3 separate regions of the Homo sapiens genome follow, and regions 1 and 2 are each linked to region 3. A link is an interaction called in ENCODE POLR2A ChIA-PET data of the cell type or tissue named here. Cell type or tissue: IMR-90. All regions are shown on one strand. Region 1 overlaps GRAMD2B (GRAM domain containing 2B). Region 2 overlaps MARCHF3 (membrane associated ring-CH-type finger 3). Region 3 overlaps MARCHF3 (membrane associated ring-CH-type finger 3).

Region 1 (4,000 bases), 490 kb before region 3:
GTTTGGGGTTTTTCTTAATTCTTCACCCCTCTAAATACTTGAATATGTGTTTCCTAAGAGCTAAACCAAAAACCATCGGCACACCCAAGAAATTTAAATATGAAATGTATTAAAATATTATTAATACAAAATTCACTTTTGAATTTCCATAGTAGTCCCAGTAATAAATATCCTTTATAAAGGTGTTTTTTTCCTCTTCAGGATCCAATCAAGAGTCACATACTGCATGTAATTGCTATGTCTTTTCTCTTTTTTTTCAAGGCAGAGTCTTGCTCTGTTGCCCAGGCTGGAGTGCAGTGCCACAATCTTGGCTCACTGCAACCTCCACCTCCCGGGTTTAAGTGAGTCTCATGACTCAACCATCTGAGTAGCTGGGATTACAGATGTGCACCACCACACCCAGCTAATTTTTGTATTTTTAATACAGACAGGGTGTTGCCGTGTTAGCCAGGCTCATCTCAAACTCCTGGCCTCAGGCGATCCACCCACCTCTGCATCCCAAAAATGCTGTGATTACGAGCATGAGCCACCGCACTCAGCCTGCTATGTCCCTTTTAATTGAAAGCAGCCCCACTACCTTTTTTGCCATTTATTACGTTGACATTTTTGAAGCGTTTATGGCCTAGCATATTTTAAATCAAGCGTGCAACCACTGCTCACTGTAGCCATTGAAAACAAAAGCTCAGTGAAGCCATAGAACACCTAGCTTTAATCAAGGTATCTTTCTATAAGGAGTTTATCTGTAAAATAGTTGACTTGCAGGGACCATCTATCATCTTGATGACCTGGTCTGTAGTTCTTTATGGCAAAACAGGGCCAGTTTTGCCATTGAGACCACTCTTGGTTTGGATAATAAAGCCATCCAGGGCCTCCTACCCATTCTCCTTATAAGAATTTTTCTTCAGAAGCATCCCGTGAGGCAGATTGATCCTGTGGAGGGAGGATCGAGTTCTACCCCATAGTTCGCTTCAGGCTTGAACTCCTGGGCTCAAGAGATCCTCCTGCCTCAGCCTCCCGAGTAGCTAGGACTACAGGCACATGCCACCACATCCAGCTAACAGTTCTACTCTTAATAGCTATATGATGCAGGTGAAAGTGTTTTACAAGCTGTAAATTGCTGGCTATCCATTGTTATTGTCACAGTTGTGAAAACAGATCCCTTGAGGATGAAGTGATTTACAGCTTTCATGGTCTTGGGCCTTCTGCTGCCCTGGAGAGTGAAGTCTTTGTATGAAATCCTACTTGTCTTGTCAGTAGCCTACTACTGCATCCTACTCCTGTCACTGGCTAAGGAAATGCCTTCACAATAATACAGTAGGAAGAGTGGCCATATGTTGCCTTAGACTATAGGTCCTTTACATGTATTATCCCATTTAAGCCTCATGGCATCCCTTGAGGCTGGCACTGTTTTTGCCCTCTGGTACAGAAGAGGAAACCAAGGCCCAGGGAGATTAAGTGACTAAGCCATGGTCACACAACAAGAGCTAGAGCCACTACAGCCAAGACTTCAACTCAGGTTTACCTGACTACAAAGCTTTGAACCACTGTACTCTTCTGAGAGTACTCACTGGTACCTTTAGTACCTGGGATCCAGTATCTTCCCTAATGAGATTCCTTAGAATTTCATCCCATTTCTCATCAGGGACATCCTTGTCCAGCCCTGTTACCTCGGCAGTAGGCTGACCAGCAGCTGCATCATTATATCCAACCAGCAAAGCATTAAACTTGTTAGAAAATGAAACTGTGTGCCCAGACTTTCACTGTGTTTTACTGAAGGCTTGTGTCAGAGACTGTAAGATCAGTGAGAAGGAATTCCTAAAGATACTATTAAGGGAGGGAAAATTTGTTGTTGAAGTTGAATTTGTGATGTTTCACAAGAAAGTGAGAATGGTGATGCTTGTATTTTGTTCTCATTGTAGTACAAGGCCAATATGCACTTTCACAAGTTGTTTCTTAGTGTCCCAACGGAGGAACCACTGAAGCAAAGTAAGTTCTGACCTGTTTGACTTTTTAAGCTACATATTTGAAAAGTTGATCATTAGTTTTGGGGAAGAAAAAGGGCATAGTCCATGGACTGAGTCACCAAGGGGATCAGGTTTCTGAAAGTAATAACATAACAATAACACCAGCTTCAGTCAGCTTTCACCAGGCAGCGTGAAAAGATCACAGAGGAGAAAAAGAAACAGTTCTCCATGGGGTATGGAGTCACCCAAGATGGTTCCGTGATGCCCTTCCCTTCTTTATTTATTGCTGAAATGCACATGGTTACATTGCTTTAAGATTTAGGATAACAAGCCTGGGGCAAGAGAGGCCACTAGAAGAAGGCTAAAAGAAAACTCACATCCTTAGACATGGACAGACATGTGCTGATGCCACTATGAAGGGTAAGATAGTCACCTAAATATCTTGCCCAGCATGCTAGTTAAGCACGCCTACTAGACTCTGCAGTGGTTCATCAAGGGGCCCAAAGTTCCATTCTAGCCTCTCTTGATGTGCAAAAGTTGAGGCAAGATGCTGGGTTCCTGCCATGACCTTCAAACAGGAGGTGTGGGTTATGTGCTCTTCCCCTAGTGAGGCCATGTATTTTGAAAACAGTCATTCCTGAAAATACTGGGGAAAAGGGGAACAGGTGTACTAATATCAGCACATGGTGACACACCAGGCTAAATAGAGGAGACTTGTAAGACCCCATTCTTGGTCTCTCAGGTACAATGGTAGATTTGCCTTTTCATTCTGATATTTATACTGAAGTTGGTAAGACTTTGAACTTAAAAGCAAACTGGTTGCCACAGCTTTCTTTCCATAAAGATGACAGAAGAAGAGGTAATAAAACTTTTGAGTGTGAATGTATTATCTCTGCCCATCCTTGAGTCACCAAAATATATACACGGTTTTTATTTTAAGTGGAAATTCTAAATGATGCTGTGCCTGTGTATATTTTCCCAGGCTTTACCTGTGCTCTACAGAAAGAAATACTATACCAAGGAAAGCTCTTTGTATCAGAAAACTGGATTTGTTTTCATTCCAAAGTCTTTGGAAAAGACACAAAGGTTGGTATAATTAAAAAAAAAAATGCTAACCCTATACTTTATTATATATGGTAAATATTAATCATCTTAAATTTAGCTATATTTGTAGATATTTGTATCATGGTTATTCTTTTATGTCAAGTTTCTTTTGTTGTAATTCCAAATACTATGCATTCTAAATGCCTCCAGAAGACACTAACTTCCCTTTTTCCCTAAACATTATTTTCTCACTCATTTGTTTATACACATATACCTCATATATACACATGTACCTCACCCATAACCATACCCTAAATCCTTTTTACTCAGATGTCACCAGAGAGCACTCAAAGTTGTTTATATGGAGGGTGTGCCATGATTTTCAAAGACATACATTTAAACCAAAATCATTTCTTTTAAGAAACATCAATTTTTATACCATATTTATACCAGTTACCAGTGATGCGTAGGACAGCAGGCCTATAAATAAGCTACTTATTAGCACTCCCTTTGTACCCTCACCAGCACAAAATGAGCAGGAGGTGGAGCAGTTAAGGCCTAGCCTGGGTAAGTCAGACATCCTCAATCCCAAGTGTACTCTGATATTACATCTTTTCATTATTATTAAATATAGATTTGGGGGAGCAGAGACACATGACATCCTGAGGCATTAAGGAGAACAGCCTAAAGGAATTGGCACTGCCCTCTAAACTGGGGACCGTGGGACTATGGCCTATCAAAGAAAAGATAATTCTATCCCACTGACATTTTTTTACCTTTGAGCTATGATGTCACATCACAGTTCATTCAGGCCTCCAGAATAACACCAGAGAAACACCTTCTTGGGTTTGCATGACCTTAGTGAGTTTTCAGTCATTCTGATTCATGATTATGAAGAAGCAACTTTCATACTCATGAAGTCGCTGATTAAAACTTCTTTTTGAGTAGTAGATGTGCCTTATTTAAATATTCTCTCTAAAACCACTGGCAAT
Region 2 (4,000 bases), 46 kb before region 3:
TTGTGCCCACGAGTGGGAAAAGAAAGCTGACAAGTTTTTTTTTAACTCATGATTCTGGGCCTCCTTCATTTACACTGAGCCTGTAAAACTCTGAAACCTGGTTTACAGTACCGCATGGTGGGAAAGCAGGTAAAAATACCTGACAGACAGACAGACAGACACACACACACACACACACACACACACACACACACACACAGAGGCTCACAGGTCTCAACCACATCAACCATAGCCTGCTCTTCCTGGTCAAGTGAGCTGTTTGATGCCTGCAAGGGTGAGTGGGGCACATCAGTCACCCAGTCTCAGTTCGCAGAGGACCGAAGATAGTCACTGCCTCATCCTGTTCTGAGTCCTAACCAATTGTTAAAAGTTCTCCAAGAGTCAGAAATTACATATTAAAGGTTTTTCTATTTTTTCCTTTGCACTAGCAGCACAGATTTTAAATGGAGGGCATATGAGCAGTGTTTACAACAGCATGGGAGTGTGATTCAGTGTCTGAGGGCCACCATGCCCAGGGTGGGATGCCACTGCACCAGAGGGGTTGACTGATCACTCAGACAGAGGTAAGAGAATAAGGTGTGAATGACTGGTCCTATGTTAGAGGTCAGAAGTGTCAGCACTGACACTAGGGGGCAAATCCAATGTTGATCCACCTTTTAAATGCATAGGTTAGAAGTCCCACTTAACCATTCTGAGAAAAAGCTGGAGAAGCCAAGGAGTTCCTATTAGCCTGGCAGCCCATAGCTCCCTATCCAACAAGAGCACAAGAGGAGACAAAGTGCTGGTCAGGATAAGTGGTCTCCAAGCTGCTCAGAGCCTGCACTCGGGCTTTAGTTCACCACTTGGGAAGGCTCAGGAGGTTTTCACAATAGCACTTCATAGGGTAGAGTGTGCGTGAAGGGTCAGGGATGGGGGACCATTGAGGCTGAAGGAGAGGACAGCAGAAGAGACCTCCAAGTGATAAGAAGACACCCACCCAGAAAGTAGCCCTGGACAGCGCTTCCATCAGGCAATGCCAGTCCACATGCACACCAAGAATGTCACTTCAAAAGTTTTGCCCACAAATCCAATCACTTTGACTCAGTCGCCTGAAATCAGATACCTTCTTAATCCTGTTCCAATAGGACCACCTTTGTTACCTACTGGAGACAACAAGAGAGCATAACAATGTCAAAATAACAACCCCGTATCTTGTGGGTTCCTTCCCCTCCTGGCTCTTTGTAAATATGATTTGAGGGGAAATCTTGATAAGGTGAATTTTAGCTTTATATCCTATTGCTATAGAAACGGCAATAACAGAACTCGTGTAGTCTTTTTTTTTTTTTTCCAGCACCTCCTCTCACCTGACACAAAGACCTGAGCACTAATTACATTCCCATTAGCATTTTCCATCTGACAAAGAGTTCTCTGGATCAATTACAGATTCATTTATTTTAATTGTGGTACTACCTCTGGGTGGCAAGAGTCCGCACTACTGTTGACAGCAGCTGCCCGTCCTTGGCTGAAACTTGCATGACATACTGCGGCTGCCCATTCACTAGGCTGCCACAATCCTCCACCGTCTTCACCACGGGTGCAGCTGAGCTGGTGCAGTCTGGCAGGACTTCGGGCAGGTGACTGCAGCGGCTGGTTGTCATGGTAACAGACAGCAATTACTCTGCTAATGGCTTCCACATTCATACAGGATTTCCATCTAAGAGAGATCAGAAAACAGTTTACTTGGGCAGGGTGGCTAATAGAAAATGGAGAATTATGGGCCACCAACATCATCATCATGTCATTATTTAATACAAATAACAGGGGTAGCCTAGATGTGGCACATTATCTTGTTACTGTTTAATACAAGTGCACACACACACACACACACAGAGCCCACAAGAAACAGCAGATATGGTATGAATAAGACAGCAAGCATGTCCGTGTATATAAACATTTAGCAGCCCTGCTTTCCACGAGGGGACAGAATGATGACTCTGAGGCCCAGATCTGAAGAGAAGATAAGCAGTTCCCTGCTCTGTGCTAGAGAAGCAATAAGTTTTTGTTGACACTCTCTAAAAGTTACTAAAATCATTATTAAAAACATTCAGAACTATTTTTTCTGGTAAGCAATTTATTCTACATGCAGCTTCATTCTGAGATACTAAGATTAAAAGGAGAGAGAAAGAAGGAAGGAAAATAAAAATGAATTTGGCCAAGTATTAATAGTATGTTCTAGGACAATATTTGCCAAACATGAATCACTCAATGACTGTACCACCTTTCGACTTTTGCCATATCTGTTGCATAATAAAATTTTCTACTCAATACATCTTGAAATTAACTTCCTTTAAAAATGGAACCTATTTTAGCTTTGTCTTCAAGTTATTCATGAAATGAGTTTAATGAGCTTTTATTTTCTAATGAACGTGACAATAAATACGTTAGCATGATGTCTTGTTTGTGTACTACCTAAAATGCAGATGTATATGCATCATCATAGGGAAACACATAGGAGAACGTGAGAAAATAATGAATGAGATCTCTATCACCAATTAAACATAATCCATTACAAATAAGGGCCTTACCTCCTAGGCACATGGTTTATCATATAAACCGTGAGGAATTCTGCTCCCAATCTGTGTGGTGCAGGCTTGGGTCATGACCTCAAGTTCAAAGCACTCAGACCCACTGGAGTGAGGAACTCCACTGGATTCAATAATAGGTCAGCATGTGACACATAAGAAATAGAGGTTTTTACAGAAACTTGAAGGAAGAATTCTGTCCAAAGGTGAGATGACACAGTTTCATGGCTAGGAGTGCTAGCCTGCTCACCTCAAGCTCCCGAGCTCGACATGGCCTGGGCTCAGTAGACAGCAGCAGGATTAGTTGACAGACTGAGCTCACATCAAGAACCCATTTAGGTGGTCAAGGCTCAGACTTAAATAAATGAAATATCTTGTTATTTGCACAACCCAAAACCCCAAGAGGATTCCTGGAATTCTGCAAGGGGTTGTTTTCTCCCAGATATTTGTCTCTACTTCTTACATTTTCCTTGATCCCCATGGTTCTGGAAAACAGGATCTTCCCAACTTCCAGAACAATGTGCATCAACTGGATGTTCTCAGGCAAGAATGCAGTGTTTCCTGATGAAACTGACAGTTTCCCTCCCGACACGCACATGTCAAGCAGGCTTGACTGTCCAAAACAATCATCGGACGTGATTGTCATCCCTTCCTTGCTGCTGAGGTGTCTGGCTGGCTTTGCACCAGCAGCCTCCCTTTCCCACCCTCATTGGCTGCCTGGCGTCCTCTCAGGGTCTGCGTCTGCCTTTGCCCAGCAGCCCTTCTGAACCCACAGTGGGGAGACGGCTGTGGACTCCAGTCCTTGTCTGAGACCTGATGTGGGGGCACAGGCAGAGGCTGCCCCACTCATGCCATTTTCAAGACCAGCAATACTGAACATTCAGCACAGTCAGTTAGTTGGTATAGGTCAACTAACTGACTAGGTTAAATAGGATTTTTTGCTTTTTTTAAAAAATTACAAAGCAATTAGTATACGGTATGTTATAAAAACTATGGAAGAGCACAAAGAACACAATAAAACTCACTCATAATCCCACCATTCAGAAAACCCCAGTAAATTTTTTGGGTAGATATCTTCTTTTTATTTTTTTGAAAGGGTTGGCAGGGTGCAGTTGATTTGTGACTGGGGCCAGACAGTTGTTTTGTTTTGTTTTTAAAAACTGAGTTATGGTAGCTTTCAGACCGAAAAACAAAGAGATGTTAAAAGACCGTCCTCTTCTAAAACTGTGCATAACTACTCTCCTCTGGCCTGCCCTTACAAAACTCCATTGACATGATTTTAAATTCTCATAATGCTTCACAGTCACAAAGTGTAACTTCCTGGCACAGCTCTCTTGCTTCACAAGGCAGCCATAGATTAAGAGCCAGGGGTGTATTGGCAGGAAAAGCAGACACAGTGACCTTCTTGCCGCATGGAATCATTATGTCTAGATGCACTC
Region 3 (4,000 bases):
CTTTATTTTCCTTATATACAAAATTAAGATGATAACAACACCTATCACTGCTTATAGCATGTTGTAAGCCTTACCAGATAATGTATGTAATGTTTAGCCTAGTATGCAGCACTGAGTAGCCACTCAATAGAGTTTTTCTATTATTTTCTAACCCTCTTTATTTAGCTTATGAAACAAGTGAGCAAAGAATGACCAGTCTTATAGTTTGTCTCCTTGGAAGATAAGCCATTTTTATGAATTGTTACAAAAATATTTTTGATGAATTATAAGAACAGACCCTAAAATAATACAATTCTTCTTTAAAAGATAAACTAGAGTAATTATACATCATGTTTGTTATTTTTGTAGGAAAAATTCAGACAATATTAATGGTAATACCCATTTAAACCAAAATAGAAGATTTGACCAATCTTAAACAGTCAACATTTTCAAGGAGAAAAAAATCATTAAAACGTTAGTGTTATTAAAAAATGCTACATTTAAGAAGAAAATTTAAAAAACAAAAAACCAAGCACTCACATCTTCTGCATGACGTAAGAGATATTTGCTACAGAGATTTATTTATACTTTGAGCTAAGACAAGATTAATTGGATCTAAGATACTAAGCATTTTTTAGAAATAGAAGCTGACAAAAATTTAAATTTAGCTTTATAATTGGTAAATTAAGAAAAAATCTGGTGGGTTTTTAAGCAGCTGAAAAAGAGCAAGTAGAGGATTTTGACTCTTCTTTAATTGGTATACACTCTTCTGTCAGGAAAACAAACAAAAAGATTAGGATGTCACAATATCAAGAGTACTGACGTTAAACTCTTAAAGTCTATTCACATAATTCACTGAAATCTCTGTCATTCTTTCTTAGTCTCCATGTAACAGAGAACCCACCTAAGGGGAAGCATCAGGGGCTGAGAGAGTCATAAACGCTCCTACCATGGGCCGTATTTGTCTCATACATTCACTAGTTCTGGTTAAGGGGACTGAGTGAGCTAGCTGCTTGCTTGGATCATGTGGTCAGAGGTGACAGCCTATCTTCAGTTGATACTTTGTAGGGTATTTGACAAAGTCAGAAAGATCTTGAGCTAAGGTTAGCTTTACTTCACCCTAACACTGCCAGACCATAACCTCTGCATTCTTTTTCTCTTCCCCCTCCTGGCTATGCCTCATCTATCCTTGGCCTGAAGGTGGAACTAAATCCACAGATCAAAAAACACAGCACACACAAAGGTGAGGATAACAAAATTTGCCTCAATAGGATGTTCAAATGAGTAGTCTGATGTCACAAGGCTGGTTCATCCTGAGTTTCCCTGGTTGCTCTACTTGCTGGATATACATAAACACATTACATTTCTTAATTAGCTTATTTATTGGTATGATTCTTTCACCTCCTGACAGACTTCAATTTCTCCAGATTCAGTACTTGGGAAGATATAATACTAGCAACTCCATAAAGGCCCTAAGAGCAAGTGCAAATTTACAAAATGGTCTTTAAATGGAAGGCCTAAGCCTCGGCAATTTCCCTTTCTTATGGTACATGCCTTTGGTAAATTAAAAATGATATTCTGAAATTTTAAGATATGAGTCCAGTGAGTTTTTTTCTTGTTGTCCTACTATGGTTGTTTTTCAAGAGAAAAGAGGTCAGGGAAATTTCACAGCCTAGGCTGGGGTCCACATTGCAGATACATCTTAATCTCTCAACCCAGAGGTCTGGTAAGTCTTCTGAGCATATGGGAGGTCAACGCCAAGTTCTGAAAAGAAGTAGGATGTTTCAGTGTGAGACCAGCTGAACCAGCTGAAGCAGACAACAACATGGTGAGCCAGTTTTGGGAACAGGCATCTGGGCAAGTGAGCAAGACTAGACCCTGGTGAGAGAAGAATCACATTCCTCCCTCCTAATAGCCAGCCCTGTAGGTAGGGAGGAGGGAATAACTTTGAGAAAGATAGGGCTTATTAGAAGCTAATGAAATGGGAGCCTTCTTGACTTCTGAAAGGAGAGAAGAAACATGTTCTTAGTAAAAAAAAAAAAAAAAAAAGAGGGAATTTACATCCTAGAACACTTGTGTTCTAGAATGTGTTTCTAATGATGACTCCTCTCTTAAGGCTTCCATTTCTTGAGCAATAAATATGGACCAGGAACATTGCCAAAGGCTTTACATAAATGAGATCATCGTCTTCATAACAATCATATGAGACATGGATAATAATGACCCCTACTCCCCAGATTACAGATGAAGAAACCAATGCTCTATTAAAGTAAAGAATGGGCCCATGGAAAGAAGCCAAGGTTCTCACACTGGTCTGACCACTTCTTTAAGCTAGAGCTCTTCATCACTGAACTGTATTGTTCCTCTTTCATGAACGGTGGCACTGACTTCCACAGAAAGTTGACATTCAAAAGAGTAAACCACAAAAACTGCCAAGATGTTGAATGGTCAAGGACTCAATCACATTCATTGCCTACTCATTAGAAACATAAATAAATGCTGCTTTAGAGACAGTTTTTAGCTATTAGTATTTGGGGGAAAATTTTTTAGGCTTAAAACTTTAGTTGCTCTATTAATAGCATATTAATATTAATGCTGATTGAACCTTAAAATGAGTTTGGAAACATATGGGAGAAGGTTTACCTAAGTACAAGGTGAAGTGCCTAAAGCAGCACACAAAATAGTGAGTCAGTGAGAGATAGAAACCACTGAGAGAGAGAAAGAGAGGATTTTCTCTCTACCAATTTGTAAGTCAAGGTCATGGATTTTAAGTGGTACTGTTGTGCTAGTGGAAGTATAAAATGGTGCAACTGTCTGGGAAAGGAGTTTGGCAGTCTCTTAAAAAGTTAAACATATATTTAACATATGACCCAATACTGGTATTTGCTGAAGGGAAATAAAAGCTTATGTGCATAAGAAAGACTTTCGCATTTTTATTCATGCAAACAGAAACAACAGGTGAATGGATAAATAATTTGTGGTATATTGATGTAATGAATTACTACTCAGTAATAAAATGGAATGAACTACTAACAACATGCACCAACATGGATGCATCTCATAGATATCATGCTGACATAAAGAAGCTGGACACAAGAATGTTTACAGCATGAGTCTGCTTATATGAAAGTCTAGAGGCAAAATTAATCAATAGTGACAGAAATCACATCAGTGGTTTCCTGGAGGCAAAGTGGGTGTTGGGTGGGGGACTGACTGCAAAGGGGCACAGAATTCTGGGGAGGTGGAAATGTTTTATATATTTATTGGGATGATGGTTACGCAGGTGTATACATTTGTCAAAAGCATTCAACTTATAGCCTTAAAAATTTTTATTATATGTAAATTATATCTCAATAAAGTTGATTTTTTAAAAAATATAAGATTAGAAGGCAGTATACATTAAGAAACAAAAACAATCTCATCCATCTCAGTTCCCTCCATCCCCCAAGAGTTTTCTGTATCCAATGCTTGTTTCAGAAAGGATGTTTATATCCTGTTATTTTTCCTTAGTTGCAAGGTAGAATTTTGTTTATAAATGTCAAGTGGAAAAATTAGAAGACTTTAAAATAAAGCTATTAAGGATTTTTAAACCATCTTTTGGGTGAATCAGATTTCCTAGATATTTGAGGTTTTAAGAAAGGAGCATTCTTAAAATGCTATCTTCTAAAATAAATATTTACTTCCATATACCTTAAATACCATTTACTGAACATATTTAATCCTCTCTGAATGCCTCCAGGTCATCATTAGGAATATCAAAAGTTGTGCTATTCTGTAATACAGTGATGATTTCAAAGTTTATTACGGCACAGAGGCTGTTTGCTTTTATGCTAACAGTGGCCTTAGAATACTGAGCTCTTTAAATTCTTGTATTTGCTTCTTTTCTGTTTCTCTCTTGTTGGGCTGTGAGAGCCTTTTTTTTTTTTTTTTTTTTTTTTTTTTTTTTTTTTTTTTGCTATTACCTATTTTCCTTTTTTTAAAGAATTTTTTATTTTCATATGTTTTTGGGGAACAGGTGATT

Evidence for each region. ChIA-PET counts read pairs that join two places held together with the same protein. Peaks named below come from ENCODE experiments on the same cell type or tissue, not always from the same donor. Only the 100,000 strongest peaks of a DNase experiment are listed, where the experiment ranks them.
Region 1: POLR2A ChIA-PET joins it to region 3 with 7 read pairs; 1 of 35 experiments calls an interaction of 5 or more read pairs at or near these places.
Region 2: POLR2A ChIA-PET joins it to region 3 with 8 read pairs; 3 of 35 experiments call an interaction of 5 or more read pairs at or near these places.

The regions. Positions count from the first base shown.
Region 1 is chr5:126,470,319-126,474,318 of GRCh38, forward strand. It overlaps GRAMD2B (GRAM domain containing 2B), which reads left to right. Exons shown (of 14, transcript NM_023927.4): 4 at 1,920-1,986; 5 at 2,947-3,050. Among named protein-coding and RNA genes, the nearest start is that of GRAMD2B, 49 kb to the left of the region's middle. In IMR-90, no CTCF peak of the experiment used is centred here; a DNase peak (open chromatin) is centred at 2,073; H3K27ac peaks cover 1,474 bases.
Region 2 is chr5:126,916,535-126,920,534 of GRCh38, forward strand. MARCHF3 (membrane associated ring-CH-type finger 3) reads right to left here. Exons shown (of 5, transcript NM_178450.5): 2 at 1,450-1,693. The coding sequence starts at 1,637. Among named protein-coding and RNA genes, the nearest start is that of MARCHF3, 110 kb to the right of the region's middle. In IMR-90, no CTCF peak of the experiment used is centred here; a DNase peak (open chromatin) is centred at 1,917.
Region 3 is chr5:126,963,013-126,967,012 of GRCh38, forward strand. The region is part of intron 1 of MARCHF3 (membrane associated ring-CH-type finger 3); the gene reads right to left. Among named protein-coding and RNA genes, the nearest start is that of MARCHF3, 66 kb to the right of the region's middle. In IMR-90, no CTCF peak of the experiment used is centred here; a DNase peak (open chromatin) is centred at 2,129.